Regions from separate parts of the Homo sapiens genome. Here region 2 is linked to region 1. Evidence: read pairs that join two places in POLR2A ChIA-PET (ENCODE). Cell type or tissue: PC-3. All regions are shown on one strand. Each heading gives the region's core, and the rest is flanking DNA. Links, peaks and the distances in the headings are about the cores only. Region 1 overlaps NFIA (nuclear factor I A). Region 2 has its middle 25 kb from the start of NFIA.

Region 1 (15,905 bases), core at 7,266-12,265:
CTTATCACTAATATGGAAGCCAAAAGTATGTCAATATGATTTGGACAAATGTTAAAGAGGAAAAAAATTCTCAAGGTAACAAACTTTTTCCCCTATTACTTTACCTTCTAGCCATTTTTATTTAACCAAGCACAATTCAAATGCTTTGACAAACTAAACTAATTATTTGCCAGTGTGGGTGATATCACCCTAAAAGTTATGGGTAATACTCAACACCAGCTCTAAGTCAATGCCACAGGTACCTCAGCTGACCTTGGCAAATTTTCAAAGTGCAAAGCCATCCTCTACTTCATTTCTGCCTTGATCTCTGGCGATCTAGGGGAAGTGGGCAAAAGTAATAACTAGGGACCCACATAAGATAAATGAGCTCTTGTAAGGTGCCATATACCAATTCATGCGCTCGAAGGGAGATGAATGGTGCCTTGAAAGAGCTGATTTACTGTCTAAGGATAAAGTCTCCTATAGATCTTCATTAAGAATGCTAACTTCCCAAGGTTGATTTGCAAGAGTGGCTACTGTGTGGGAGAAAAGGCAAAAAATAAAGTTTGCAAATGTCAAGGTCTTACAGAACCAATAATAGAGTTGGTTTATTAAAGCTCCTCTCTATTCAGGATGGTTCAAATTTGAGGTGGGAGTTATGGAAAGGGGAGTCACACTAGCTGAAAATCAAGAGAGACTTATAGATTATAATGGTATTCCAACACACACACACACACACACACACACACACACAATAGAGAAAACATTCTTACTATAAACACTGTGCTAAATATAACATAACCTTTTATGATTCAGAACATATCTGAGGATCTTAGCAAGACAGAGTTAATTTCTCCATGCTTTGATTATCTTGTTAGAATAGGGATAACAATAGCTCAAGTTTTAAGCATTAAATGTGATAATGCATATAGCATCACTAGATAAATGGGAAAGTGTTAGACAACTATTACTTTTCAAAATCACGATTATTATTATGACTCTCACTGTGAATTCACCAAATCCTGTTGAAGATGTGTACAGAAGGCATAGGAGATTGAAATAACTTGACACATTTAAAGCAATCTTTGAACTATCTCCGGATAAGCTTCTTTTGCGTTTTTTCATAAATAGAGAGACCCAAATGTGGGAAGGAGGGAAATACAGTTACTTCTACTTTCCTATGTTTGATATTCCCAACAATTGCCAGATTTCCCTGTAGGGCATTTGAAAGGTTTTACCAAGCAAAAATGAAGATAAAGCACGGAAACATAACAAGTATCTCTCTCTTTTTTTTTTTTGGTTGAGACAGAGTCTCGCTCTGTCGCCCAGGCTGGAGTGCAGTGGTGCGATCTTGGCTCACTGCAAGCTCTGCCTCCCAGGTTCACGCTATTCTCCTGCCTCAGCCTGCCGAGTAGCTGGGACTACAGGCGCCCGCCACCATGCCCAGCTAATTTTTTTTGTACTTTTAGTAGAGACGGGGTTTCACTGTGTTAGCCAGGATGGTCTCGATCTCCTGACCTCGTGATCTGCCCGCCGCAGCCTCCCAAAGTGCTGGGATTACAGGTATGAGCCACCGCGCCCAGCCCAAGTATCTCTTGAATAAATGAATTTTTTAAAAATCAGTTTATTGCAATTTGATTCTGCTCATATTAAAGAATGTATACAAGCATAGAAAAAAAAATTTTTAAAGAATATCCATCTATCATTTTATAGTAGTTCTTCAAGTAGTAAGATTAAGGTTAACTGTAGTATTCATCTATGTAGTTTTTCTTTTTCCAAATTTTCTAAACTTAAGATAATATTACTCATTTATAATAAGAAAGAATTTTTAAAAATATCAATAAATTTTATATGAAAAAAGCTTTAAGTGGAAGTAAGCAATCAGAGGGGAGAAAATCCACTCAGCCAGATGTTTTATCTTCTGGTACGCTAAAAAACCAAAATAGATTTTATTTCTATCCTGTAAAACATCTGCTGAGATGAAAGGGGAACCTGGTAGGACTTAGTTTTATAAGGCAATTTAAGAGGACTTTACTATTCATTAATTCATGCCTGCCTCCTGCATACTACGTTTACGCCCCAACTTAAAATGACAGCATTTATAATAAAAAAAATGGCAAAAATTAAAAAGGGTGGGGGAGAATTATCACCCGGTAAAAGATAAGTATGGCCCTGCTAGGAGACTTTCACCAGCTGCCATGAAGCCTTCCACTAGAGGTGACACAGCAGTTAGCTGCAGGCTTTCCTAAGCGGACTCCTGCCTTGCTCTTCGGCCTGGGCAGAACTAGGCACAACTGCTGGAACACACCCTGTTCTCCCCAACCTCTCTGCTTTTCTTTACACATGCCATGCTTCCTATCTCCATCCTGCACCAACCCTTTGCCTCTCAATTCCCACTCATCCTCTGCAACTTGGCTTTGATGGGGTCTCGTGCAGAAAGATAGCCCGGGGCACTCTGCATTAATTCTATCACAAATCAAGCTGTATTGTCTTTGCTTTTCTTTCTCCCCTGGACTATGAGCTTCGTGATGGCATGACTATTACAGTTTGTGGCACAGAGTAGGTGTCAAAAAAATTGTTGCATGAGCAAGTGAGGAAGTGACTGACTATATAGCTAGCTGTGACCTAAGAAGGAAAGAGACACTTGCAGAAGGCAACCACATGAAGATGTAGCTTACCTGTGAAATAACTGACTTACACAGACTATGACATGTGACAATAAATAAATGTAACAATCATCTGCATAAATACTGGCCTACTAGAATAAGGCTTCCTATAGTGTAGGTTCATTTTTAATACTGCCTTTTTTGAGGACCTGGAGGAGGTATGGCATTGTTACCTTGCTAAATACCATTTGGTACTCTACCCTAACAATTACAATGGTAGAAAATGACAACAACATTCAATAATAGTTTTTCCCATCTATAGTTATACAACATTTTTCATAAACTCAAAATCATGATAAGGGCCAGGCGCTGTGGCTCATGACTCTAATCCCAGCACTTTGGGAAGCCAAGGCAGGTGGATCCCTTGAGGCCAGGAGTTTGAGCTCAGCCTGGCCAACATGGTGAAAGCCCGTCTCTACAAAAAATACAAAAATTAGATGGGTGTGGTGGTGCGAGCTTGTAGTCCCAGCTACTCAAAAGACTGAGGCAAGAGAATCACTTGAGCCTGGGAGGCACAAGTTGTAGTGAGCCAAGATTATGTCACTGTACTCCAGCCTGGGCAAGAGAGTGAGATCCTGTCTCAAAAAATAATAATAATAATAATAATAATAATCAATACAGAAAAGTTTAAGTGTCAATGCTGAATAATGCTTTGGTGCCTGGCCTGTTAATATTCAATAAATGCCAAGGTTTGAGATGTGTTTTTTTGTTTTTTTTTAAATCCTATACACTGGCATTGGGGAGGAGGCCACATTTTCAAGAATACCAAAATCTAAGCATGTTCTAGCTACAAAGGTGCTCCTCACTGCATGCCAGGATTCTTCCCAAATAAACAAATCATCTCTTGTTGGGTCCCATCAAAAGTGCATCCAAAAATGCTAGCTTTTCAAATGCAAAGCCCAACTTCAGTCTCAGCAAATGTGACTCAAGCTAAACGTCTCAAAGACATGATCTGTGTCTTCTCATCCTTTTACCCTAGGCATATGTATCCATCATAGTATCAGGCACACAGGAGGTACTCAAAGTTTATCACATAGAACCAAAACAATTTGCCCTTCCACATCATCTTGTGGAATCAAAAACAAAACCACACTCCTCTTTCTCAGTTTTCAATGCAAATGGCAGATGTCAGCTACTCAGTAGTTTTGGAGCACAGAGTAGCAGCTTTATTTACTTACTTCCTCTTTCTCACCTCCCCACTCCAATGCCAGATGAGACCAGGAGTAACAAATTCTTCTAAAAGGTGTGGTATACCATCTCTCTGCCCCTTGCACTGCACTGGATTCATAATTGAGTGTGGAATTCCCCAACCTTTCCATTAAAAGTCCATTTGATTTTTAGACCACATGGAAAGCAAAAGAAACCATCTGCTTTGTGAAGTGTGTGTAGGCACGCTTGCAGCTTTCGGAGCAGGTAACACTGCCTGGGAAAAGCCTCCACAACAGCTTTGCAAACTACCCTGGCCTGCTGAGAGCGCATGTGTTTCAAAATCAAGGAAGGCTGGGAACAGACCCAAGGCAGGGCTTCAGTAACCACATTTAGCCGCCGACCTCTCCATCTGCATAATGCCCTCACCTTCTAAATGTCTCTTCCTTCAAGACACCTCACATCTGAAGGGGGAAAAGATGAGAGACAAAATGAAAGCTGAAAGATAACAAACAGTGCTTACAGTGGAGAAAACAGTCAAATCCAAAAGCCATCCTTGTCTCCATCCACTTCTCTCGTCACCTCTACCCTTAGCATTTATCTCTATTCACTTTTCCCTAACACAGAATAATATTTATTTAGAGGATATTGAGTACCAGTCACTATGCCAAGGACCCTACATCCATTACCTCACTTAATTCTCTTAGGTACCACCCTCACCCCAGCTGTACAGAATAAACTGAGGCTGAGAAAAGCCACCACTTCTCCTGGTTACGCAGCTGGAAATGGGCAGGGCTATGCTGACTGTAAACCCAAGGCTCCCTCTGTGGCATGTACCCTCATTCTCCCAGGAATATCTTCAGAGCCCTGGCCAGAGAGGTGAGAGAAAACATAAAGGGGAATTAGGGCCAGGCACAGTGGCTCACATCTATAATCCCAGCACTTTGGGAGGCCGAGGCAGGTGGATCACTTGAGGCCAGCAGTTCGAGACTAGCCTGGCCAACATGGTGAAACCTTATCTCTATTAAAATACAAAAAAATTAGCAGGGCATAGTGGTGCAATGTCTGTAATCCCAGCTACTCGGGAGGCTGAGGCAGGAGAATCACTTGAACCCAGGAGGTGGAAGCTGCAGTGAGCCGAGATCACGCCACTGCACTCCTGCGTGGGCAACAGAATGAGACTGTCAAAAAAGAAAAGAAAAGAAAAGAGAAGAAAATAAATCTCAAGCAAGGAGAAGTCAGTGACTTGCCCATGATCACACAGTGAATGAACCAGGGCAGGAGGCCAGGTCCCTAGACACCCTTGGTCTTTTCCTGTTTTACTTACTAGCCAATGTGACTCTCTCAGATCTGTCTCTCCTTCAGATTTCCACGTTCCTCAGCAAGAACTACCAATTTTTCTTTCCTAGATAAGCAGTGAACTTTCCAAGGGTATCAAAACGGAATAGTGGAAAGAGCACTGGCTTTTGAGCTAGGGTAAAATCTAGGGGGCTCCAGTCCCAGTCACTGAGTGGCTGTGAAACCCTGGGTAGGACTTACAAGCACTCAGGTTTCAGGTTCCTCATCTGTAATTTGGAGGTAACAATACCTGCCCTCTCTACCCTAATGGAGTTGTCAGAAAAATCAAATGAGAAAATGAACGTGAAGAGTTCCTTATAAAACTGCAAATACTGTACAAATATAAAGGATTATTATTTTTGGATTCAATAGTCTTTCTCAAATGAATGAAGCCCTGTGTAGCTAGATTGTCGAGTTATGTTATAAATAACCAAGAAAAATGTTCTGATTCTTGAAACAATTTTACCAGCCTGCTCTCTCCCATGAAAGGACACTGTTTGTAAAATAAATTAAATCAGCACTCCTTGCTATCTTCAGGACATAAATTGTTACTGGCTGAGGACAGGTAAGGGAATGGATATTTTCAAAGGCATACAGACCTCTGACTATAAAAAGAGCTGACCTTCCCTAGTCTAGAACACAGGGCTTGGGGCAAGATGGAAAAACAAAGGAGGTGTCTGCTTGTTTTACAACAAGAATTATCCAACATGGACTGCCTCATCTCCAACAGTGGTTGGAAGGGCTCAGATGCTAAAGTCAGCTTCTTGTTAAATATTTCAAGGGTGCTAATGGAACCAAAAGATCAACTCTGTTATGCATCAACAGGCTGGCTTTATCCTAAAACCAATTATAAATAAACTTCTAAATACAGCCTGCTTTAAATTTGTATTTTAAAAAATACATCCAACCTTCATGTCATTCGTCACCAGCACATATCCACATTATCTGACTCATCTAAAACCCACTTTTCTCTGGGGATACCATCCTCTGCTTCTGTGACCATTTGCCTCCAGGATCGTGGCTAATACAGAATTATTTCAAATAACTTCTAAAGGTTCCTTTCTCTTTAGGAAGCAGAAATTCACTGCCAAATACACTGCTTCCATTCACAAGATTATTTATGGCACTGATAATTAAATTCCAGTCACGTGACTAAGGAAGCCTGGGTTGAGAGGGGAAAGAACCCAACCGTAATTTCTAGAAAGATCCATAAATTACTGCTTTTCTCCCCTGAGGTTGAAGTCCTTGGAGCTCTATGGATTCTTCCTTAGCACTGACTCTAAGTTTGGAATCATCACAGAAATTCCTTTCTCTGCACTCAGTGACAAAGCTCTTAAGGTAAACTCTTTGAAATTACTCTTTGTATCAGCCCCTGAGGATTTCTAAGGGGTGCACAGGAAATCCCGTTTTTCAAGGACCAAATGCTGCTGTCTCTAGGCAAGCACACAGTTCCTATAAGTACAGAAGATGAGAATTAAGGGTACAACCTTATGACAATCTGTGCTCTCTTTCCCCCAACAAAGGCACACACCATCACATCCACACCCACACAGGTATAGCACCATAGGAATGATAGCCACAGGGAGGAGGATTCTCTTATTCGTCCTCAGATTAGATCAGCAGGCCATTTTCTCCATTTCTTCAAGAAAGACCTACCAAAAACCTTTCCTAAATAAGGAAACTTCTCCTCTTCTCAAATCCTATATTCAATGTTTTAACAAAGATGAGGCTTTAATGAGTCAACGTAGTATGCATTATAGATAACAGTTATCTGTTATTATCACTTGGCTCAACCAGAGAAAAAAATGTCACCACATTTACTTGATTACTTTCAAAATATTTCATAATTATGTTTAAAATAAAAATACAATGAATAATGGCAGTCTAGAAGGAACATTAAACATTTTTTTCTCTAAGAAATACCTTCTAAAATATATCACATTTCGATTTGCTCGGCTTTTTATTTCAAGTAGATGGGTTAAACATCATCATCCTATTGTAATACTTTTTTTAGCCTGGAATAATTTTAGCATTTTAGAATTTTTCCACAGTCCTTTTTATTTAATGGTTTCAGAGAATATAATAAACACCATTTGATAAAAGATTGGGAATAAAAGAAACTGAGAGTGTAAATAAATCTTCCAAGGTTACATAGCCAATCTGGTATCCATTTTAAGGCTTTATACTAAGTATTAACACAAGCAGCCGTGTAGGCATGCCTACATAAACACACACACACACACATGCCACAGAGCAAAGGCAAACACTGCATTAGCAAGTTAGACATTATTCTCTATAAACTTTCTGCCCTTTTCTATTTAAGAAAGAATGTCTCTTTTTTTTTTATGAAACTGAAACAGTTCATTACTGTTTAAAACAACAACAAAGTCTGCTTCTTTAGAAGCTTATCAAGACCAAACACCTTTGTGGGTGCACCATCACTGATGTTGGCACAGCTTTGTGATAAGTGTCCAGCCGTTAAAAAGGCAGGGACACTAATTTTTGCTCAGTTCAGACCCTCTTCTAAAGTTCCAAGGTAAAGAAATGCTTCCTACTATACACCACGAAGAATGCAATTTTGTAGGAAAGTTCAAAATGTTACTGATAGTTATCTTTGTCATTTAGATGGCAAAAAAAGGTCTGGGGGTGTGGGGGAGGGCATATTCCCAGGCAAGAGTTCAAGTTTGGTTACAGTCCTAAGCATCCAGAAATCCTACACAGGCTAGAGTACAGGGAAATGCCAAATGCTATGACTCGACTGTGAGCACCTCCCAAGGCTATTTATTAGCAAGCTGGATTTCTGGGCCTATCCTAACAATGTAGGTCTTGTCCATAATTTGCCCAAGAGCCCTACAGCGTCTTGAAGGTCAGCTCAAGTTCACAGGCATTCCTCCTCCCCCATCGAGGTAAAAGGAAGTTCTAGAAAATGCTGTGGATCAGAGCAGCTGTGAACCTGTCCAAATGCCACTGACATTTTAGAAATCTTTCAGGGAGACAGGTGTGAGATTCATTCACTTAACCTCTGGGGTCAAGGATGCCTTTGGGAACTTGATGAAAGCCACAGCTGATGGTGTCCAGAGGTTGCAGTCAGACAGTTGTCTATGCATGAGGATCTCCAGGGTAGCTCTATATAGCCAGATGAGGAGGCCAACACAGTGCCTACAGGTACTCAATAAAATTGACTGCCTGACCTGTGCTAATTTACCATGCCTTCCAAACAACAAATGCCCAACGACTACATGGTAGGGGTAATGGGAAAAATCTTCCTTTCTGTACCACCAAAAATCACAATATAATGGCAAATAGAACAAATAACATTACTTTTATTTAAATACCAAAGAAGAAAGCTAAAAATCTTTGCTGTTCAAATTCAATCAGAAGAAAACTGGTTTACTCAACTAATATGGCTCAATGACCATTTCTTGAGCAGCTACTATGTGCAAGAAGCCAGGATTCACAGAGAACACCAAAGAATTATAAGGCCATTTCTACCAACTGGGAATTCAGAACCAAGTTGGGGAGAAAAAAAACAAGAAAGAGGTTACTGACATCATGGGCCATGTTTTAAACCGTTCGCTTTCCCCAGTAAGTAACACAGTGTTTGACAATAAGGGGCATTTAGTAAATATCGGTTGACCACCGAACATTACTGAGTACACGAACACCTAACACACAAGGTAGAATGAGAGTACTGAGTCCAGCCAAAAAGTAGGTAAGGTAATTGCACTGGAAATTGTGGACCCCTTTCCACATTTGGTTGGGGGTGTCCATAAAGTCTTCAGGAAGAGCTGATAGCATTTTAAATGCAGATTGAATGACAAATAGGATTCTACTGGACAGAGATGTGAGGATGGAAAGAAGAGCATTCCTTGGGGGGACAAACTAAGAGAATGCAGGGTGAGAAGTGTCCTGGAAACAAACAGCAAGAAATCAAGTTTGACTGGAACACAGAATAGTGGGAAGGAAAAAGGAGTAAATATTTAGAATCCTCTCTTCTGTGCTTGTTACACAGCTGGAAAAACCAGGCTTCAGACCTTCTATGTTGCCTTTTAAGCTTGCAGCAGCAGGGGAAAAAAAACTTGGAATATTTATCTAAAAGCTTTCAAGATCCACTAAAATGACTTTTTTTCCTTTAGGGAGGAATTGACTAAATTTTGCAAATAAAAGATCCCCTTAAACAGAGTCAAGGCTAAGTTTAACAAGTTGCTATTTTATGCATTTAGGCTTCCCACAAACAGAGCCTGATAGGAGGAGCAGAAGTTTCACAGGTTTGTTCTTTGTTTTATATAGCTGCATCTTCTCACCAACAAAATTATGATAAGACAGACTTTGTTTTCTAAACAAACTTAGGGCCTTCCATAAGCAAAGGAAGTAAGTCTTGCTGCAAAAAAGGAAATGCTGATAAGTTGGTAAATGAAAAATATTTAACAGCCATTCATAATTAAGTTTTCAAAAAACTGTGACCAAAGCTGTGGGTTTGTAGACAACACCAAGATTGCTATAGCCAGGGCTTAATTTTTCAAGCCTTAGAAAAGAGATACATAACCTCCATCTTACAAGCATGAAATAGTCCTGGAGTATTCCAAATATATTTTGAATTTTAAGGAATATAATCCAAGAATTTTTCATTGAACACCTTCAAAAATCAAGGTCATAAGAATATGTTGGTGTTCATAATCTTCACATATCTCTAGTTTAGGAAACTGAAGCTAATTCCTTTAAGAAATTCCAAACAAACAAAGTCTCACCCAGCTGTATATTTAATTCTAGTTAATGTTATAAATAATGCTGTTTTATTTAATCATTCCCCATCATAAAAGGGCAATTTACTAGGGTATTTTTTATTTCAAAAACTATAACTTTTTCAAATATATCTCTCAATATATACCTTTAATATACATGCACACGCAGAGACAGCCAATTTAGGCAGAAGTAGGTGTCACTGAAATCAGTTGCTTTAGAAAAATAATGTAAACATAAGTCAATGCTTGCACTTCCACAGAAGCAGTGGTTTTTAAAAATCACAACTGGTCTTTGCACTATTGATTAGGGCTTTGCTTTTCTATATCTGTATGGGTTAATTCCACAAGCTTATATGATTATTAATGCCCCAAGTTAACATAAATATATGTGCTAAACTTGGCTTAAAAATGTATACCTAAAGTAACACAAAAAAAGCTCTGACAATGTTCCCCACTACCTGCAATCAAAGCTCAGACCCACTAGCCCTCTGATGGTCCTTTATCTGATCCATCATGTACATGCAAGGTATCAACTGGCATAAAATCTTCCTAATCTTATTAAGTGTACATCAAAATCTATATATGTGGAGAGCATCCAACACTGGAATTTAAATAACCTTCAGGATTTGAGCTAGGGGTTTTGCCAGGCATACCCAGAAATCTACCAGAGATAAAAATAAGCTGTAAAATGCCTTTGAAAGCTTGGTGGTAGAGAAAATGAAATTAAAAGAAAACTAAAAGGATCATAACACCTAAAACCTGCAAATGTTTTAATGAGAAATAACACCATTTTTGGCTCAAACAAATAACAACAGGATTAATAGTTGTAGATTTGTCCCTTCTACTGAGATCCTTTTTCAAATTATTTCAAAAAATGAGTATGTGAGAGATTGATTTTTAAAGCCATGTAAATTCTCAGAGACAATGCAGACTGACTTAATTATAATCAATAAAATCTACAGACATTGATGCAACCCAGCAGAAACACCGCTACCAAAAAGGCATAGCATAAAAGTCACCCTGTGGCTCCCTTTGTACACAACAGTAATATGACCTTAATAAATATTTCATTCCTTTCAGTGAATAACCAAGCATCAAGATAGCAAATTTTAATAGCTATGAAATAATATCATAATGACTCTACAAAGAAAATGCCTCCTTTAGAGAAAAGTAACCTTATTTTAAAGTGAAAGTTTTAGTCTTCATTTCCAAAACATACTCCAAATCAGTACACGATCATACATGAGTACACTCATCTATCTTCCTTGCCATACAGATTGAGATATTGCTTAAAGAGGTTTTTACAGGGTTATTTTTCTCACTATGGGAACATAAGAAATGTCTTATGGGAAAATATGTAAATTCTTTTTTTGTTTAGACAGAGTCTCACTCTGTCACCCAGGCTGGAGTGCAGTGGCATGATCTCAGCTCACTGCAACCTCCACCTCCTGGGTTCATGCCATTCCCCTGCCTCAGCCTCCCGAGTAGCTGGGATTACAGGTGTGTGCCACCTCGCCCGGCTAATTTTTTGTATTTTTAGTAGAGATGGGGTTTCACCGTGTTAGCCAGGATGGTCTCGATCTCCTGAACTTGTGATCCGCCCGCCTTGGCCTCCCAAAGTGTTGGGATTACAGGCGTGAGCCACTGCGCCCGGCCAGAAGGAAGGAAAAGATGTAAGTTCTTTAAGTACAAGAACACTATATTTATCCTCACACAAAGTAGGTCCTCAATAAACCCTCCTGAATTGACTGTAGGGAAGAGACAATAATCATGCTGAGAGAGCCTATACTCCCAGGTTTCTTTCATGAGTTAAAATTAACACCTAAGAGTCTATAAACTATAAGTAGTTTGGTAGGTGTTTCTTCACTAAGTACATTATCATATATTTACCCATATTTAAGAAAGAAACCTATGACTCCCAGGTTTCTTTCATGAGTTAAAATTAACACCTAAGAGTCTATAAACTATAAGTAGTTTGGTAGGTGTTTCTTCACTAAGTACATTATCATACATTTACCCATATTTAAGCCCATCTGCTATTTTTCTTCTCAGTTGGCCAGTGTGGGTGGATCTTCTGATACAGGGAAAAGAAATGAGTATGGAACACAGACGGAGCTGGGTTCAAAGCTCAACTCCAAAATGTAATGAATACATATCTCAGGCAAGTCATTTGGTGTGGACTTGGCATCCTCATCAAGGAAACAGTGGTAACAAAAGCTAATTTATAAGATTGGGATGAAGATTAAAGACAGCAATTTCAATGCGTCTGGCATAATCTCTCACATTATAGGTAGATATTGAATGGAAATGTACTATATTTTCCTATACAAATAGGTTTCCCTACTCTTTTCTTCCTTGTCTCTAAGAGTCCCCTATTAAAACAAAGCAATAATTATAATCCTACTATAAAGTAGATTTTCATACAGCATCTGGACAAAATTTTTATTTTTAATCCTAACTAGATTATTTGGAATAGCAGACTGGTTCTCATATCTATATACCCTTTCAATCATTCTAAAAGACTGTCTAAGCATAGTCTTCCCTAATAAAACAGTTTTGCCTTTTATCCTATAGCTTAACTATTTAATTATCGTAGTATTACTAAAGATTCCACTAACTTGCTCAGCCTGACAAAGTGATTACGTATTGGATTATATGTTGTAAAAGTTCCCATGCTTTTAGGTACTCAGTAGGCAGCCAACTCACAGACCCTAAACTTATCATAGTAATATTGAGGAGTAACCCTTCAGATTATCTGGGGTTCTTTTTTATTAACATCTAGATCATGAAAACCCAAATTTATAACCCCAAGAAGAAATGATCAGGACCAAATTGGCAGAAATATTTTTCTCAATTTATCTACATGTGATGACTTCCTGAATTTGTCAAGGACATTAAAGAACAGCTAACTCAGCAGTTAAGCTGCAGAAAGGTGTAAGCAAAAATATCACACGAGTCAATTTGCTGGAGTCAAACAGATATGGTTTTCCTTTAGTGCATTCTTAGCTGTGATTTGGAGTTCTTCAAACTTCCATGATTCTTGAGTTTAGTTAACTAAATACATACGTGGTTTGGTAGCACTTCAACTACATACATGCATATAGAATATACTTTTAATCAGCTTAAAATGGCTGCTTTTGTAAAGCATTTTGCAAGAATTTCCCAGTGTCTGAGTTAAGTATACAGATATTAATAAAAAGAGATTTCTTTCTAATAGAGATTACCAAAATCAGGTAACAATGATTTACAAAACAGGCATTTATCTCAGAATAAAAACAACTAAAGGGAAGTGTAGTTTATCCATCATTTTTAAAAAATAGAGTAATTCATATATTAAAATGTAATATAGCAGTACAGAAATAACATTAAATGGTATTTTCTTCTCTAGCTTCTCCACTAAAACTCTAAATAAACTTTTCCAAGAAATAAATTTATACAATGTTCCCTCAACAGTTTGCACATTGTTAGCAATGACCTATCGTATATATAATACGAAACCATTTAAACAAAAAAATAAAGCACTGGCTGCCTCTCCGACCCTCCTCCTTTCCACCCAAATGATACCTTCACTTTATAATCCCCAATCTGAAGATTTTTGATAAATACTGCAGGCCACAGGGTCTTCAGGTCCTGCAGTTGGGTTTCATGTTGAGTTAGCTGCTGTGCCAGACAGCAACTGTTCACTAGTAAGTGCAACAATGATTTCCCACTTCTTCACCATCTCCCACTGTAGAGGCTAGAAAGCTTGAGACATTTGGCTGGACGTGGTGGCTCACACCTGTAATCCCAGCACTTTGGGAGGCTGAGGTGGGCAGATCATGAGGTCAGGAGATTGAGACCATCCTGGCTAACATGGTGAAACCCCATCTCTACTAAAAATACAAAAAAATTAGCCGGGCGTGGCGGCGGGCGGCTGTAGTCCCAGCTACTCGGGAGGCTGAGGCAGGAGAATGGCGTGAACCCAGGAAGCAGAGCTTGCAGTGAGCTGAGATCACGCCACTGCACTCCAGCCTGGGCGACAGAGCAATACTCCATCTCCAAAAAACAAACAAACAAACAAAAAAAACACATAACAACAAAAAAAAGAAAGCTTGAGACATTTTCCCAAGCTTCCTTGCAGCCAGAATGACCCAGTTTTGGCCAGTAAATCATAAGGGATGTCTCCTGTGTAGTTTCTGGAAAAGTTTTCACTTTCCTGATAAATGGAATAAATAAGGCTAGTCTAATGTATCTCCTTCATTATCCTACCTTCAACATACATATGGCAACCATAAATGACAAGCACTTTTTTTTTTCAAGTCAACAAATGAAGCATGTCAGGACAGAAAAATGGAAAGTGTCTAAATTCTTGTTGGTATTAGTGAGCAAATAAAAACACTAGCTATTACTGCTGGACTCACTGCTATGTAAGAAAAAAAAATCTTTGTTTAGACCACTGTTAAACTAAAATTTTTCTTTCTTGCAGCCAACAGCATTCTCAAGATACAGCTGCAATTATTTAAAGCATCCTATGATTCATGTAAAAATCTGCACTTCCAGATTCTTAGGAAAAAATTAAAAGAACTGACAACACTGGGCCCAGATTTTCACACAGCACCAATTGGCTAGAGCCAAGGGGCCTCAACTGGGACTCATGGCCTTTCAATGGGACATGGGCTGTTGCTATGTCTATGGCCTACTTCATTCCTTTAGTTACCTCTCTAGATGCTCCAAGCATTTTAAGACCCCAGCATACAAAAATAGATACCATGCAGTATAAAAACAAAGCACCATTAAAACCAACAAAGTATTTTCTGTTTTGCTAGTTAGAATGCAGGTGTCCAGCATAATAGTCACAGTCTCACTTATAAAAGTATGTCTTTTTTTCTGACTACTAACTTTTTCAACAGGCACACCAATTTCGCTTCCATAGCACACCACCAGGTCACCAAAGAATGATGCAATACTAGTTAGGTCTAAAAACAATATCATGGTGACAATAATGATAAAAATAGCTACTATTTACTGGAACTATAAAATTCTAGGCAAAGTGCTGAATGCTTTACAAATACCATGATGTTTAATCCTTTACAAAAAAAACCAATTAGGTAGGTATATTAACTTTGCTTTAAAATAAAGTGAGTCTCAAAGAAAAGAACTGATCCAAAATGGCACAGCTAACAAGCAGCAGACAGAGAATTCAAATCTAAGTCTTTCTAAGACACATAACTCGTAACCACAGGTTATATTGCTTCACAAAGAAAAGACCAAAATTATTTGATTGTTTTTGAGAAACATTCCATAAAGTGTCTCAGATCCTACAACTTATTCCTATGTAGCTACATTCTAACATGAATATTATGTCAAGTATTTGATCTTTAATGCCCATTAGTATAAGTCTTTATTCCGGTATAGGATTTTTCTTTTTTCAAAAGGCACTTCCTTCTTAAGTGTAACTGACCTGGTACAGTTAAGTTCTTGAGATTCAAAAGTGACTCATTTCCAAAGCTCCACACATTAGCAGCTGATATTATTCAATCTGAGATTTAAATTTATAATGTACTCTTGATAATGTACTCCCAATACATTTTTCACTTCTCTCTTGAATGACACAAGATAAAAGATCTTTAAGGTATAAATATTTTATATAAACTTTCACTCTGTTTTTCCTCAGCCATTTTCCATTTGCAAACACTAGACATGCAAAAAAAAAAAAAAAGGTTGAAAGAGTTTTATGGATTATGTTGTGGGGGGTGGTGGCTGAGAACTGCTTATCCATTCTGCTGTGGCAGCAGACACCACAGCTACGGGCCTAACTGCCCTTGCTGGCTAATCAGAATGTTCCACCCTCCATGGGGTCTGATTCAGAGTACTGTTTTCCATGGGACAGATAGTGGGCTAAAAGGAACAAGTTCCCAGCATAATCTATCATGATAGAAACTAAGAATACGGATAGTGCCCGTGGAACCCTGGTACTAGGATGCCTCCTTCAGCCCAAAGGGTAAGGACACAGCCATCCCACCCAGGCCTTGGGTAAAAGAACACAGCCTTCCCA
Region 2 (15,905 bases), core at 5,327-10,326, 110 kb after region 1:
GTTACGCATAATAGAACAATATGGTATATGCATTCATCCGTTCATTTCTTCATTCATTTCAGGAATACTTTATGAACGCTGGAGCAGGTTTTTTTCTCAACCAGAAATAAGAGTTACCAGGAACTATGGGAATTGGGAGGAGGAAGGCTGGAGTGGAAAGAAGAAATAAACTGGACTGAAAACTAGTGGGAGAGGAGGTATCAAGATGAGGCTGAAGGGGTAAATATGAGTCAGAACATTTGACCATAGTGATCAACTTCAAGACTATAGACTGTATCCTGACAGCAATGTAGAGTCATTGAAAGGTTTAAAGAAGGTGGTAATAAGATGAGTTTTTTTTTTTTAGAAAAATCAGTCTGACAGCAGTGTAAAGATTGGATTGCAGGGTTTCAGAAAAAAGCTACCTTTAATTTCTTTCCTCCACTATCTCATGTTTTCTTTTCTTTTTTTTTTTTTGAGATGAGTCTTGCTCTGTTGCCCAGGCTGGAGTGCAGTGGCGCGATCTCCACTCACTGCAAGCTCTGCCTCCCGGGTTCATGCCATTCTCCTGCCTCAGCCTCCCAGTAGCTGGGAATACAGGCGCCCGCCACCACGTCCAGCTAATTTTTTGTATTTTTAGTAGAGACGGGGTTTCACAGTGTTAGCCAGGATGGTCTTGATCTCCTGACCTCGTGATCTGTCTGCCTCGGCCTCCCAGAGTGCTGGGATTACAGGCATGAGCCACCATGCCCGGCCTTCTCTTTTGTTTTACATATGGAAATGTTAGTCAAGATGTCCCAGAGCCTAACATGGAACAAAAGACATTTATATCTAACTTATTTCATCTTGGTAAACAATACCATACTATACTTTTTACAGTGAAAAATGTTTGGTCACCATTTTATTGTGACCAAAACTTTGAAACTACTCGGCTGAACTCACTGTGGTTGGTAATGTATGCACATCTTCAGGTCTTTAGTCTGCCAGTTAATATTTTAGGGCTATAACATTAGAGCAATTTAGAAAAAAAGTTCTAACTGGGCGCAGTGGTTCACACCTGTAATCCCAGCACTTTGGGAGGCAAAGGTGGGAGGATCACTTAAAGCCAGGAGTTTGAGACCAACCTGGGCAACAAAGTGAGACTCTCATCTTGCTTGAACCCAGGAGGCTGAGGCTGCAGTGAGCTGTGATCGCGCCACTACACTCCAGCCTGGGTGACAAAGTGAGACCCAGTCTCAATTTAAAAATAGGGCTGGGCGCAGTGGCTCACGTCTGTAATCCCAACACTTTGGGAGGCTGAGGTGGGTGAATCACTTGAAGGCAGGAGTTCAAGACCAGCCTGACCAATATGGTGAAATCCCCGTCTCCACTAAAAATACAATTAGCCAGGTGTGGTGGCGTGTGCCTGTAATTGCAGCTACTCAGGAGGCTGAGGCAGGAGAATCACTGGAGCCCGGAGGTGGAGGTTGCAGTGAGCTGAGATAGCACCACTGCACTCCAGCCTGGGAGACAGACTGAGACTCCATCCAAAAAAAAAAAAAAATTAGTTAAAATAAATACAATAATAAGAAAAAAGTTCTGATGGGAAATTGTTATCCTCTTTATAACATTAAATAATTAAATATCCCATATTAATGTAATACCTTATATTTTATGGAAAAACTTTAGAAAATATATATTTTATTAAGTGGAATTTTTTTCTTAATTGGGATGCCAAAAGTCTAATTCTGACTTTATATATTATTATTTATATAAATAACATGGTATTATAAAATCATAAAATTACAGGGATACCGTTTTCCTTTTTAATATACCTATTATTTTCTTTACTCTGCAAGTTAAGAGTTGTGCTGCATCAGCAGAGCTGGGTACCTATGGAAACAATGAATGATCCCTGAAGGCCATTATGTTTTATGGGCCAAGAAAAAAAAGTTGGTTTCTATCTTAGATCACATGAATGCAGAAATAAGTTGTTTGGAAAAAAACTCTCTGGGTTTTAATATGCAAGAATAATATTTTGGTTTCCTGTAGATATTAAGATTCATTCCATCAGCAATACCTTGTTCAGTAAAATAATGCTGGAAAGAATGGCATTTACCTTCAATAAATTTTGGCAGTTTTGGCATAATTTTTATGTTTACCAAGGAAAGAAAACAAAAATGGGAACAAGTAGAACCAATTATAAAGAGTGCTTTAGTTTGGCGAGGATGTTCTAAATGGCCAGTTTGTTGTAAGCAGGGCCAGGCTGAAAGCTGAAAAATGAAAGTTTGTTAGGTCCTTAGTATGTTTATAGTATACTGAAAAAAGAAGTACTTTTTAAAGAAAGAGACCAAAGAATGGTGAATGTTTCTGGTTTTAACATTATCCTATTAGTTTGCTAGTCCTTGCAGGAGCCATAAAATTGACAATAAATCAAACATATTTTAATTTGTCAGGAGATGGCAGATAGAAAAGAAATTCCCAACTTGTCTTCTGCCAAAGTATTTCTACTAGCCCTATCTGCTACCAAAATTTATACTTCCTAACGTTTTTTTAAAAATAAATTGAACTATCGAGTTTGTAAAATATTTACTGAATGTTATTGGTGTGCCAGGTATTACACTGGGTTCTGGGCATACAGGAAAAGTAAGGGGCAAGCTGGTCTTTAAAAACAGCAAGTGATTCTCCACAAGGCTAGATTACCTTATTTTCCATAAGGCCAGAGCATAATAGCCTTTTCCGGGTCGCTAACAACATTCGACACATGACTTTGCACCAAATAATGGGTTGCGTTCTACCTCACTTCTCTCTTTCCAAATCCAGTTTCATAGTTAGTAGGACTATCTTTTGGAATTCTTATTTGAACATCAGATTACAGTAAATCCTATGTCCTGATGTGACAGCATAATATTCAAGTAAATTCTGAAAATGTAATATGTGTGATACTTGCTTCAACCCATGTTAAAAATAATTATTAATATTCAATTTCATTTCTCAAAGTCGGAATTTGAGAAGACAATTGAATTTTATGTTACCAATAATTGAAATGCTAATTACAAGAAGTGCTATTTAAAGAGTTTGATTTTTTTTTTTTTTTTTTTTTTTGAGACTGGGTCTCACTGCATCACTCAGGCTGTGCAGTGGCACGATCATGGCTCACTGCTGCCTTGACTTCCCAGGTTTAGGTGATACTCACACCTCAGCCTCCCGAGTAACTGGAACTATAGGTGAGCACTATCACACCTGGCTAACTTGTTGCTATTTTTCTTAGAGATGAGGTTTCACCATGTTGTTCAGACTGGTCTTGAACCCCTGGGCTCAAGCAATCCACCCACCTTGGCCTCCCAAAGTGCTGAGCTTGCAAATGTGAGCCACTATGCCTGGCCTGAATTTTTTTTTTTTTTTTTTTTTTTTTCTGAGACAGAGTCTTGCTCTGTTGCCCAAGCTGGAGTGCAATGGCGCCACCTCAGCTCACTGCAACCTCTGCTTCCTGGGTTCAAGCGATTCTCCTGCCTTGGCTTCCCAAGTAACTGGGATTACAGGTGCGCACCTCCCTAGTAGCTGGGATTACAGGGGCACGTCACCACACCCAGCTAATTTTTGTATTTTTAGTAGAGACAGGGTTTCACCATGTTGGTTGGGCTGGTCCTGAACTCCTGGCCTTGTGATCTGCCTACCTTGGCCTCCCAAAATGCTGGGATTACAGACTTGAGCCACTGTGCCCGGCCCGATTTTTTTTGTTTGTTTTTTAAGCATAGGTAGGAGAGAGTTTTTCTTAGTAGATAATAGCATTGACACAGACACCTGTTATTTCCCAAGCTAAATGTTCTTAATTGGAGAGGTATTGAAAGGCTTATAAAATGTATCCTCACCGGGCACGGTGGCTCACGCTTGTAATCCCAGCACTTTGGGAGGTCGAAGCAGGCAGATCATGAGATCAAGAGATCGAGACCATCCTGGCCAAATTGGTGAAACCCCATCTCTACTAAAAATACAAAAATCAGCCGGGCGTGGTAGCAGGCGCCTGTAATCCCAGCTCCTCAGGAGGCTGAGGTGGGAGAATTGCTTGAAACTGGGAGGCGGAGGTTGCAGTGAGCGGAGATGATGCCACTGCACTCCAGCCTGGCAACAAAGCGAGACTCCATCTCAAAAAATAAAATAAAATAAAATAAAATAAAATGTATCCTCTCTTTTTTTCTTTTGTAAATGTAAATGTAAATCTAAATGTGAATAATGACTCAATCTCATAGTTTTGTGTCTGTATTGCTTTTACATTGTTACCTGATCACCCCAGTTGTTTCAATTTCTTCAAAGCCTTTGCTTCCATTTTTTAAAAATGTAACATTGCATAATGTTACTTACTATTGTAAATTGTCTCCGTGTGTATGTTAGGTACAATAGTATGACTTTCATGGTCTATAGATAATATAATTATGTTAACTTTGATGTGCACCCAGTAAAAAACCCTCAGTTTTGTTTTTTTTTTTTACAATTGATAATATGAAAGCTTAACACATAAATCATAAGTTGAAAATTAAAAAGCACTTCATTGATAGAGCAATCCCAGTATGGTAAAATCTGAAGATTTTCCTATGATGTTTTATGTTGCTTTAAAAATAAGAACATAACCAATTAACTAAGAAAATACCATAGTTAATGTTTATACTATTCAGATATTTATTATTGTCATTAAACGAAGTGCCCAGTTTAGCAAAACGGTCTACAGCAGCAGCATATTAGGAATTTTACTAAACATTTTCTATAAGAAAGCTATTTTTGTGATTTCTTTTTTGCTTAAAAAAAATCTATACCAAGAAAGTTTATAAAAATTAACTCTGTGGTCTGACTATAGTCTCTGTAATGGTGAATCATGGTTCTACTGAGGATATCACAAAGAGTTTTAATTCTGATAGAATTTAGGGGAGTATTTCATGAGTTTAGGGCCTTGCTTAATGACCAACAAAGGCTTATTTGTTAGTTTTCATATGTTCATATTTTAATTTAAACATTTTGGTATCACTTTTGTAGCTATAAGTCAGAATCACATCAAACTCTGAGGCCCTGGAATGTGAGTCTTTAAGAAAAAAGACAGTGGAAGTTTTGGTGCCTGGGAGACAGTATGGGTTTCCTTTGAGTTGGTAGGTAGGCCGCCTTTCTGTGGACCTAGATGTTGACCTACTTCCATTTGTCTCTTCTGTAATGGCTGAATTAAAATATCCGGCTGGGGTGGTGGCTCACACCTATAATCTCAGCACTTTGGGAGGCCGAGGTGGGTGGATCACCTGAGGTCAGGAGTTCAAGACCAGCCTGGCCAACATGGTGAAACCCTGTCTCTTCTAAAACTACAAATATTAGCTATGTGGTGATGGGCGCCTGTAATTCCAGCTCCTCATGAGGCTGAGGCATGGCTATAATTTCTCCTAAAAAGGAGTATTTTTTCACATCATGGACAATGCAGGCCTACTTTATCAAGTTGAAACCAGGAATCACTTGAACCCAGGAGGTGGAAGTTGCAGTAAGCCAAGATTGTGCCATTGCACTCCAGCCTGGGTGACAGAGCGAGACCTCTCTCAAAAAAAAAACAAAAAAAAACTCATCAAGTTATGGTAACATGAAAGTTGTACAGTTTTACAAATTATGAGTTGTGAAACAGTACCCCAAACACAGGACCGATTAAGTATGTTTTAAATGTTGGAGAAAATGAGGTTGTTGGTGGTGAGTTCATTTGGGCTCATTTTCACTATTTTAGAAGCACATTTTTAAAAAAAGCTGTCTTTTGGCCAGGCACAGTGGCTTACGCCTGTAATCCAGGCACTTTGGGAGGCTGAGGTGGGCAGATCACTTGAGGTCAGGAGTTCGAGACCAGCCTGGCCAACATGGTAAAACCCTGTCTCTACTAAAAATACAAAAATTAGCTGGGCATGATGGCACATGCTTGTAATCCCAATTACTTGGGAGGCTGAGGTAGGAGGATTGCTTGAACCCAGGAGGCAGAGGTTGCAGTGAGCTGAGACTGCACCACTGCCCTCCAGCCTGGGCGACAGAATGAGACTCAGTCAAAAAAAAAAAAAAAGCTATATTTCAACTATGTTGTAATAGCTTACTCCACTGGGTATATATTCACATTTAACTGAGATGGATTTTCACTGTGTTGCTACATCTAGCTTTTTAATTTCTCCTAAAAAGGAGTATTTTTTCATATCATGGACAATGCGGGCCAACTTTATCAAATACATTAAGGTCATCAGTTTGGCCTCTTTCCAATCTCTCCCTTCTGTTCAAGAAAAATGGGGTCCTCTTGCCCCTGGTATCTGCAGGTTGGGATTTCATATAACAATGAGGACTGCAGAACTAACTGGGAGGGATGGATCACCCTCTTTCTTTCTTCTTGGCAGTTACTCATTTGCAATCCGCTCTGCACTAAACCCTTTAAGGCTACATATAAACTTTGGGAAAGTTACATCACTGTAAACAAAGATATGCTGCTTAAGTTATTATTATGCAATACTGTGTCATTACTCACACATTCACACTGCAATTATCTTCCCAATTTGACAAATACCACTATGGCTCTGTAGTCAGCTTCAAGAGAGGTAAAAACCTAGGATAAATATGTCAATGCCATCTTTATGAATGGAAAAGTTTTCCCACCCCCTCAAAAAACATTCAGGTTTTGTCCTGCAAACAAAGTTGGGTGGCACAGCTGACCCTCAAGTCTTTGGAATCCCACTTTTTAAATGTAAATTATGTCTGGTGTGATCCATATGCTCAGCTACAGAAAATAGCAATTCAATAATAAATATATGAAAGTAAAATTCTGTATGTGTTTTTAAATAAACTCACAGGCATCAACACACATTTCTAGAAATTAATTTGTAAATTAGCCACCTTCCTCCAAAAATTAAAAAAAAAACAACTGTCTGTAACTATTGAGTTGTGTCTGCCCCAGGTGATCTCTACCAGATCTGGTAAAGAGATTGCCTCCTGCTGCTGTTCAGCCACTGCATGGGTTGGTGTTTAAGAAGACAAATCAAACATATTCTGGACATATATTTATTAAAAATTTGATAACTAGACAAAAAGTATCAGTTTTAAAAGAAAAAAATTGGTAACTACTGTCAGAAGAAAAAAGCGAGTGAAAACAAATGACCGGCACAAGTGCCTATGACAATTTCTCTCCCTGGACTGTTGCAGAGCTGACGAGGTGGAGGTGGGTGAGGGAGGGAGGGACAGAGGTAAGAAACAGATTAAAAGTGTCACTTCCGGCCAGGCGCTGTGGCTCACGCCTGTAATCCCAACACTTTGGGAGGCCGAGGCGAGTGGATCACCTGAGGTCAGGAGTTCGCGACCAGCCTGACCCACATGGTGAAACCCCGTCTCTACTAAAGTTAGCCAGACGTGGTGGCCGGCGCCTGTGATCTCAGCTACTCGGGAGGCTGAGGCAGGAGAATCGCTTGTACCCGGGAGGCGAGGTTGCAGTGAGCCGAGATCGCGCCATTGCAGTCCAGCCTGGGCGACAAGAGCGAAACTCCGTCTAAAAAAAAAAAAAAAAAAGTGTCACCTCCCCATCTGCAAAGGTCTGGCCTCCTGAAAGCTCAGGAAACGGTGGTGGCCATTTTCATTTTTTTTTTAAGGGAATAAAGGGGAAATAAAACAGAAAAGGTATATTTCCCTTCTTGCGCCAACAGCTCGGCTCCTCTCCACAAATAAAAAATATATTTTTTTAAAAAATCACAGGCACAAAACCCAATCCACACGCATCCTGTGAGGCTTCTGCTGTCAACTCGATTCCATTTGGCGAGTTGCACTAAAGGAGATAGATCTTGAAAAATCAACCCGTGCTCGCGCCCCCGCGCCTCCGCTGCCGCAGCCGCCGCAGCCGCCGCAGTGGCCACAAAATTAGCGGCTCCGAGGACATTTTTGCCGCAGTGCACGTCCGCCGTAACCACCGAGCACTCGGGTGAATAATGGAAGTACAGTGTGGAGACAATCAAGTTGATTTATCACGCAAAACAATTCTCTGCTTCAGCCAGTTCTTGGTCCTGTCACTTTAAATCACAAACGCGCGCATACACAGATCCATAGGCGCCCACACATGCACGGTACACGTGTGTGTGAGAGTGTGTGTGTGCGCGCGCGTGTGTGTGTGCGCGCGCGCGCGTCAGAGCCAAGTGGAATGATTCCAGATTGCTTCACGTATATGAAGCGGGGGGGAAGCGCCCGTCACCCCAACCCCCTACCCCAACCTTTTGCAGCCTGGACAAGTGGTCTGTAATGCAGCTTGGCGCAAAATAAAGTCTGAACAAAACTAGACTGTGAGACTAGCACGTCCTAGAGTGGAATTGACTGAGGTTAACGCAGAGTCTGTAAAGACTCTACAGACTCGGATCATTTGCAAGCAAACTAAAATTCCCTTTTTTAAAAAAGAAAAAAAATCATTAATTGGGTTCCGATCTAAAATACTGCTCTTAAAATGCGCTCACATGTTGAAGACTGAGATTGCAAGTTCTCGAGTAAACATCTGGTGAAGACATTCCAGGAACACATCTGAAAGGAAGAAAGGAGTAAGACAGCCCCTTCTTTATGTATCTTGGGCCAAAAAAGGGTTGTTAAAACTTTTTTTAAAGTGTGCTGTTAGTCTAAATACTTTTTATCAACTCTAAGGAGCAATCTGGTTTGGGGGAAGTAGACTGAACTGAGTGAACTGGAAATACGGAGTCCTGGGTTCCTTGTAAGCTCTGGCAAGTCTTTCTTTTTCTGTGCCCCCAACCCCCACCCCACCCTTTCCTCATCTGTAGAATTGCAGAGGGTAAATGATGTGGTTTCTAAAGTCTTTTTTTGCACAGACAATCCATGATTCTATTTAAGAGGGAATAATGATGGGGGAGGGGGTTAATGTGGAGAGAAAAAGAGGTCATATTCCTCAGGTGGCATCTGTTTAAACTGAAGGTGATGAAAGTGATGAGTCCAGTATGCATGCGTCCTTAACAATCAAGATTGTCTGTATTAACAGCTGTTATTGTCCTAGCTCTGCAATACATACAGTGTATGAGTGCTCTTTGAGAATGACAATTTAATCATATATTTTCTGGGGGAGGGGAAAAAGACCATTTTCAAGGACCAACCAAAAGGATATGGGGAATGGAACAATTTTCAATGTTCTTGTTTATTTATGATCTGTATATAAAATGCATTGAATCACTTGGATAGCTTATGGAAAGTAACTTTTCAGTGGGTAAGAGTTCTTCTATGCCAGGTTGGCTGTCTAGATGTACCAAATTAATGGGATTAATTACTTCCTGTCTACTTTTTTCAGAAAACAGCTCCAAGCAGGATCACATGCAGAGATCACTGTTCAAAACCCCTCTTGTCTGTGTAGTCAGTGGTCAAGAGCACAGGTGCTGCAGCCAAACAACTAGCTAGTTTTAACATGCACAGGCTAAGTAGTAGTAGGCAAATTACTTAGTTTATTTGTGCCTCAGTTTCCTACATTTATTAAATGGAGATTAAAACAGCAACTAATTCATAGGGCTGTTGTCAGAATTAAATGAGTTATCATATTAAAGTGCTTAGAGCAGAGCATGGCACATGTAGCAAACAGCTCAATGAATCTTAGAGGTTATTATTACTCCAATGTAAACACAGGGAAAGCAAGGTCAGATATAATAGGGGGATCTTTGAACTGCTCCTGGATTTCCACTGAGGCCTCTAAGCAGTTTATTTTATCTGGCTTTTATGATGTCAGTGTGAAGCAAGGAGCTCAGCAGTCTTTATTATTATTAAGAATAGGCCAGAACATTCCCTACCAAATCTGTTCCCATACATGGAATAGTTAAGCAACTATGGAGAATTCTCCACTTGACCAGATCAATGCTAATATGTAATGTTGGCTGTATATGTTAAGTGCATACTTATTAATGTGTGACTATCCAGGTGGCAGGAAGCCAAGGTTTCCTTTGGAGAGAAGTTTTCCAAGCCATGTTCCTGTTGCAATGCTTTCTTTCCTACACAACTTGTTACCTCAGGCCTAGTCTGTCACTGAATTATGAAGAAGTATAAACAATCCCAGGACTCAGGTATGCTCCCTTTGTGTCATTATTAGTTTAAACTGAAAGAAGGCCATCCTGAATTTCTCTTTCTCTTAAGGACCCCCAGAGTGCTGACTTGAACAAGGCTTTAGGAAGGGTCAAAGGAAGGAAATGCTTAAGGGAGCAATTCTGCTAGTGTTTGCAATTTGGGATTGGAGGCAAGCTGCAGTTAAACTTTATAGAGGAAGCAGAGATTAGGTGTTTCCAGAACAAGGTAGGCGCTGGCAGGCTGAGGTCATTGCTTGTTGGAAAGTAATGCCCCACTTCTTTCCTCCTTGCACTCTGCGAAGCCCCAGGTGCAGTAACTGTTTTACCAGGGGCCGGCAGAGAGACCGCCCCGTCGAGGGCAGGCAGGCCTGGGACGCCCAGTGTGGCATGGGACGCCAAGTTTAGTGGGTTGCAAGACCCGGGGTAAAGTTCTCCATTAGTAGAAAGCATCTTGCTGAGAGCGCCGAGAGAAACATTCATTCATTCCAAGCGCTGGGCGTGAGCGTAGGACTCCACTTGATCAATCTTACACAATTTTCAAAATAATGAATAAAAATAGAAGAGGGTGTGCTACCTTCTCCTCCACCTGCCTGTCTCCCCCTTGCTCGCTTGTGGGGCCAGGGTGAGACTTTTTAGCAGGCAAGAACTCCCCACCCCATCTTCACTATCACACTCGCACACACCCCTTCGAAAGAGGCGCTGTATCAGAAGGGAAATCTAAGGTACTCATACTTCAAAAAATTTCGGGAGCCCAAATCTGGCGGGCTTCATTTCTCGTCTGCAGCAACCTGGCACCCAGAAGTCGCGGGCGCTTGGCCTCGGAGCTCCTCCCGAGACCTCCTGCGTCCGGGTGGGGACACAGTGATTACTGTCCCTGGCAGCCCGCGGACTTTCCCAGTTTCAGAGCTTTTAGGGGAATTTGAGAGCAAATAAATTCAATTCTGCTCTCCATCGCCACCCACCCGGACCACGGGGATCTTCCACTGCAGGCCCTGAGAGGGACTGGAGTGAGGGCGGGTGCAGGGACCGAGCCTGAGGCGCAGGAGCTGCTCGGCAAGGTCACGACCGCGAGGCTGCAGGAGGCGGCTGTGGAGCGCTGCAACCGGGCGCCGCCCTCTGGCTCGGTGGCTGACCCCGCGCCGCGCCCCCTTATCTGTCGCCCGCCTGGCACATCCCAAGGGGAAGGAGGGGGCGACGCGGCAGAACCGATCCTTACTTTCGTGGTGGCAGCTGAAACCCGCCGGGCTCCTGGGCGAGTTGTCCTGGATCAGATGCCCAACACAACTGAACTTTAAATAAACGGGTTTCCTGCGCTGCCCCCTCTCCCTAACGGCGACCTGTGAGAAACCTTTGTCGCCTTCCCTTTGCGTCTTTGAGCCCCGGGAACCTAGCCCGGACGGCCTCGTTCTCCACATTAATTCGTGGTCCACCAGTTCAGCAGCCTGTCCTCTCAGCTTCTTCTAGGGTGGCTTATAATGAAGGTAGCAAGTTCAATGTTTTCTTGTTTTTTTTTTTTTTCCTCCTGGAGGGAGGATTATGTGAATTTAAAATCTCCTAGGCATTCAAAACCAAAACCAAAACCAACCAAACAAAAACAAAAAACAAACATAAACCAAAAACAACAACAGCAACAAAAATACTGTCTTCACTTAAGTGGATAGCGGAGTCAATCCAAGCCTTCCTTGGGCTAGTCTTGCTCAGACAGTGGAGTTCCTGAATCTTTCAGGAAAACAGAGCCCCTTTCACCCACTTCTGGAGGGGGACTTAATAAGACTGCAATATATTACCATGTTTAAAACGTTTTGCAGAAGCAAGATTGCCTAAAAACGACCTGCTGGCGATACACGGGAAAGCAAATCCGCTTACAGAGAGGGCCCGATCTGGAGGAAGAGGGGAGAAGGCAGGACCCAGCCCCAATTAAAACCCAGCACTTTCCAATTTTCGAAACACAGCACTCAATGCTGTGGGGCTACAGGATGGAGTGGTGACGGCCCCTGGAGCTGACAGGTTGCAGACCTTCCGGGCTGTTCTTTACTGCTTACTGGAAGTCTTCAGACTTCTTTTGGAGTAACCGTTCCCCTTTTGTGTTTTGTGGGCATGTGTTTGCACCCTGAATGAAGCTTGTCCCCACACTTGAAGTGGATAGCTCTTGTTCTTTAACTGGCAGTGAGTGGCCCTAGAGTGGGAATGTTAGTGCCAGTGCAGACTAAGGTGTGTGTTTGTGCCTGGTTTGTTGTCTCGGGGAAACCACCACCTTAATTGTTTTGTGCTCAAGGTGCCTGTGTTTTTAAAGTGAACTCAAGGGAAAAACTGCAGAGTTTGCAAGTTTTGTGATTCCTCAGGCCAGGAGAGCCTGTGAAGGTCTCGGATCCCGGTATCTCTGGGGCGAAAATCATTAAAAGTATTTTGTGGAGAAAGCATAGCTTCCCAGCTTCATGAGGATAAGGCTGCTTTCTGTAAACCTTCAAACCACAGTGCACCAAGCCTCTACCCTCAACCCCTCTTCGAGAACAGAAATGCACTCCAAGCATTTCTGGTCTTCTTGTGGTTACCATGCCATTATGTAGCACCACCTGAAACTATCTCTTTGAATACTGATTCCAACTTTTACAAAGTTTCTTGCCCTTTTTTGCACCCTGATAAGTTGTACTTGTCCTATGTGTAATGCAAGCTTGCCTCTGAGCCCTTGACCTGCTGTCAACCCCGGAATAGGGAGTATTCTAAAGGTTACATTTTCGTCTTAAGGGATAAAAATGTTGCTTTCATCCTGTTTACCGAGGGTGCCCAGTACAAAGTGGGCAAAGTGGTAGGAAATGCGGTCTCTGGGCTTTGCCAGTGTCGGGAGGATAGTTCCAGCATATTAGTCCCTGTCTGCTTAAATGCCGACGTTAGGTACCCGGCATGTGATGTCCTGCGGTTGAGCCCTCTTACTCTTACTCATCAGGTCCCGGCTGCAGCGCTGGGAACGCTGGGCACACCTGCCGATTTTAAAGCAGCAAATTCAGTTCAGGCCACCGGGAGCGGGAGGGCTCGCTTTTCCGCTGGGGCTACCGCATGAAGCAAGTGCTTAAATTTTTTCCCTTCACAAAAGGGAAAAAACCATTTTGCTTAAATCTGTTTTTTCTTAGGACGCACTTAGAGACCAGGCCCGCCAATATTCCAGTTAGAGTTAACGCTACCAGAAATATGCAGTGCTTTAGGATTCCAACTTGGGACTCGTTGAAGACCAGAATGTTACAGTCAATCTCGCCTTTCTCTTTTTGTTTCCAACACCCTACTTTCCCTTCAGTCTCTTTCCTCTTCGGTGTTCTCTACCTCTTGAAATATAAAAGTTTAATAAAAACACCACCCTATTTTATTTTTTAAAATAAAAGTTGACACTAAATTTGAGAGCTAGTGTTGCAACTAAGCTCTTCGGAAGTTTACCCATCTGTTCCCCAAACCTTTGATGCCTGTAATGTCAACCACGATTGCTTCTTAAAATTCACTAAAAGAAGTCTTTCAGTAACTTTGAAAAAGTGTAATAAATGCTAATGGGGGGGAGGGAACTCCCAACTCTGATGGATTTTACCTTCTCGGATCAAGGAGCAGGACTCCAAGCAAAAGAATAAACTTTATGTAGTTTATTTTTAAACTATTCTATTTTCAGTAGCGATTTCTCTTCCTTAGCTAAATTACTCAGCTTTGCTCAATTCCACTTTTACCTTTCCCCACACGTCCTCACTGACTCAGCAATTGTCACCGAGTGAGACCCTAGGTAGTGGGAAGGAGGCCCCCACAGATATGCTCCCCGGCTAAAGCGCTCGATTGAAGATCTGAGAAAATATCTTCAGAAACTACAAATGGAGCAAATCATTTACCTAATTCACTCAAGAGCTTCCACGGGAAGGACTCTGGAGGATGAGTGTCCTCCTAATGCGGTGCTAATGAAAAGCCCCTTAGCCGGCTCTCCGGCCGAGCGCCGGACCGCGTCTGCTCGGCGTCTACGGCGGAGCGACCCTGGTTGGCGGCGGCCGCGCATTCCCCCCCCCACCTGCCCGAGGTGGCACGGCGGCCGCAGCGACTCCGGACGCCGCCGGGGCCACTCTCCGGAGCGCCGCCCTGCGACCCCGGACGCCCCCTCCCTGCCCCCACCCACCGGCGCGGGTCTTCCTCCCGCTCTTCCTCCTCCTCACCCTCCCCGGGGCTCTGTGTGGGGGGCTAGGAGGTGACTGGGGACGCTTCCTCGGTCGCGACTCCCGGTTCTCCGCGGCCTCCCGCCCGGGGGGGTTGGGGTTAAAATCTGGGAGTTCAGCTCTGCGGCGAAATCTCGGGTTCCCAGGGAGGGGCCGGAGGGAAGGAAGACCCCGCCGGGAGCGCGCCGGCCAGAGCCGCCCCCGCCCCGCGCGGCCGCTGTCCCGTGGGGAGGATGAAAGCGCAGGGCCCGGGCGGGGCCGCGGCGGCTCCAAGGGGCGGCGAGTGCGGGGCGGGGACTGCGGCGCTCGCGGTGACCGGGCCCCCCTTCCCAAGCCGCAGCTCCTGGCCCTGCAGGTGCACCCCCAGCCCCCTTTTAGGCCCCTCCGTGGAAACCGCCTTCCGGCCCAAGTTCTATCCTTTGAGGCTTTGAACCAGGCCTTTCAGAAGTTTTTAAAGCTGCCCCGCCCCGCCGGCACTCACGGGGGTCACAGTCCCCCATCCCTCCACCTCCGCTACAGCTGCCGGCGAAGCGGGTGCCGGGAGGAAGCGGAGTGGGGGCCAGCGGGCCGGCCCGAGGGTCGGGGACCGAAGCGCCGCCCCGGAGCGCCAAGCTCGGCCCCAGCGCTTGGAGATCGCGCCGCGTAGCCCGACCTCGGAGGAAGCGCGGGCCCGCCAGCCCCTGGAGAGGGGAGGGCAGGGGGGCTGGGAGAGGAAGAGCGCGCGGGGAGGGGGGCATGTCCCCATCACCGAGGTTCCTGCGCTCAGTTCAAGCCAGGGGACAACTTAAATTGGCCTTCAGGGGAGGCAGCTGGTGACCCGTGTCCTCGCCCTCCAAATTCCCCTGAGCGAAGCAGGGCGCCACCTACAGGCGAGCTCTAGATAGCAGGCAGGAGAAAGACGCGCCTGCAAAGTAATGTGGCCCCGTCCCAGCAAGCCTAGCAAGGCCTGTTGTGTCCACAGCCTCCTCTCAGCTGCCTGAGCCTGTACCGAGTTATAGGTCCGTTGGCAACAGCAAGAGCCCTGAGGGCACTCAGCGTGTGCTTTTGGGGAGTGGAGAACTGGGTGTTAATTTCAGGAATTGGGGGATTCCAGTATCAAAGAAGTAGCAGCTCTGATTGGACAGGCAGGTTGCACCCTGACAATTTTGGCTGCACTTTGACTCCAGTATCTCGACTCCAGGCTATTTTCATGGGATGCACTACGTTTCCTTGAGAATAGCTGTGTAACCTTGGGCAAGTTACTTTATCTCCCTGAGTCTCTGTTTCCTCATCCCTCAAAAGAGGGAATAGTGGTACCTGTCTGATAGAGTCATTGTGAGAATTTAATGAGATGATGTAGGTAAGAAGCTGTAGGTGCCTTCTAAGGAATTTTCACCTATTTCTTTTTTAAAAATAGTTTTTAATTATTTATTTATTTATTTTGAGTCGGAATCTCTCTCTGTTTCCCAGGCTGGAGTGCAATAGCGCGGTCACGGCTCACTGCAACCTCTGCCTCCCTGGCTCAAACAATTCTCCTGCCTCAGCCTCCTGAGTAGCTGGAACTACAGACACGCGCCACCATGCCCGACTAATTTTTTGTATTTTTTAGTAGAGACAGCGTTTCACCATGTTGGCCAGGCTGGTCTCAATCTCCTGATCTCAGGTGATCTGCCCGCCTCGACCTCCCAAAGTGCTTGGATTACTGGGATTACAGGCC

Evidence for each region. Peaks named below come from ENCODE experiments on the same cell type or tissue, not always from the same donor. Only the 100,000 strongest peaks of a DNase experiment are listed, where the experiment ranks them.
Region 2: POLR2A ChIA-PET joins it to region 1 with 5 read pairs; 6 of 35 experiments call an interaction of 5 or more read pairs at or near these places.

What each region holds. Positions count from the first base shown.
Region 1 is chr1:61,162,482-61,178,386 of GRCh38, reverse strand. All of the region lies in intron 2 of NFIA (nuclear factor I A), which reads right to left. Among named protein-coding and RNA genes, the nearest start is that of NFIA-AS1, 83 kb to the left of the region's middle. In PC-3, for the core only: no CTCF peak of the experiment used is centred there; no DNase peak of the experiment used is centred there.
Region 2 is chr1:61,049,232-61,065,136 of GRCh38, reverse strand. No RefSeq gene overlaps it. Among named protein-coding and RNA genes, the nearest start is that of NFIA, 25 kb to the left of the region's middle. RefSeq lists an enhancer at 9,905-10,778. In PC-3, for the core only: no CTCF peak of the experiment used is centred there; no DNase peak of the experiment used is centred there; H3K4me3 peaks cover 1,782 bases; H3K27ac peaks cover 735 bases.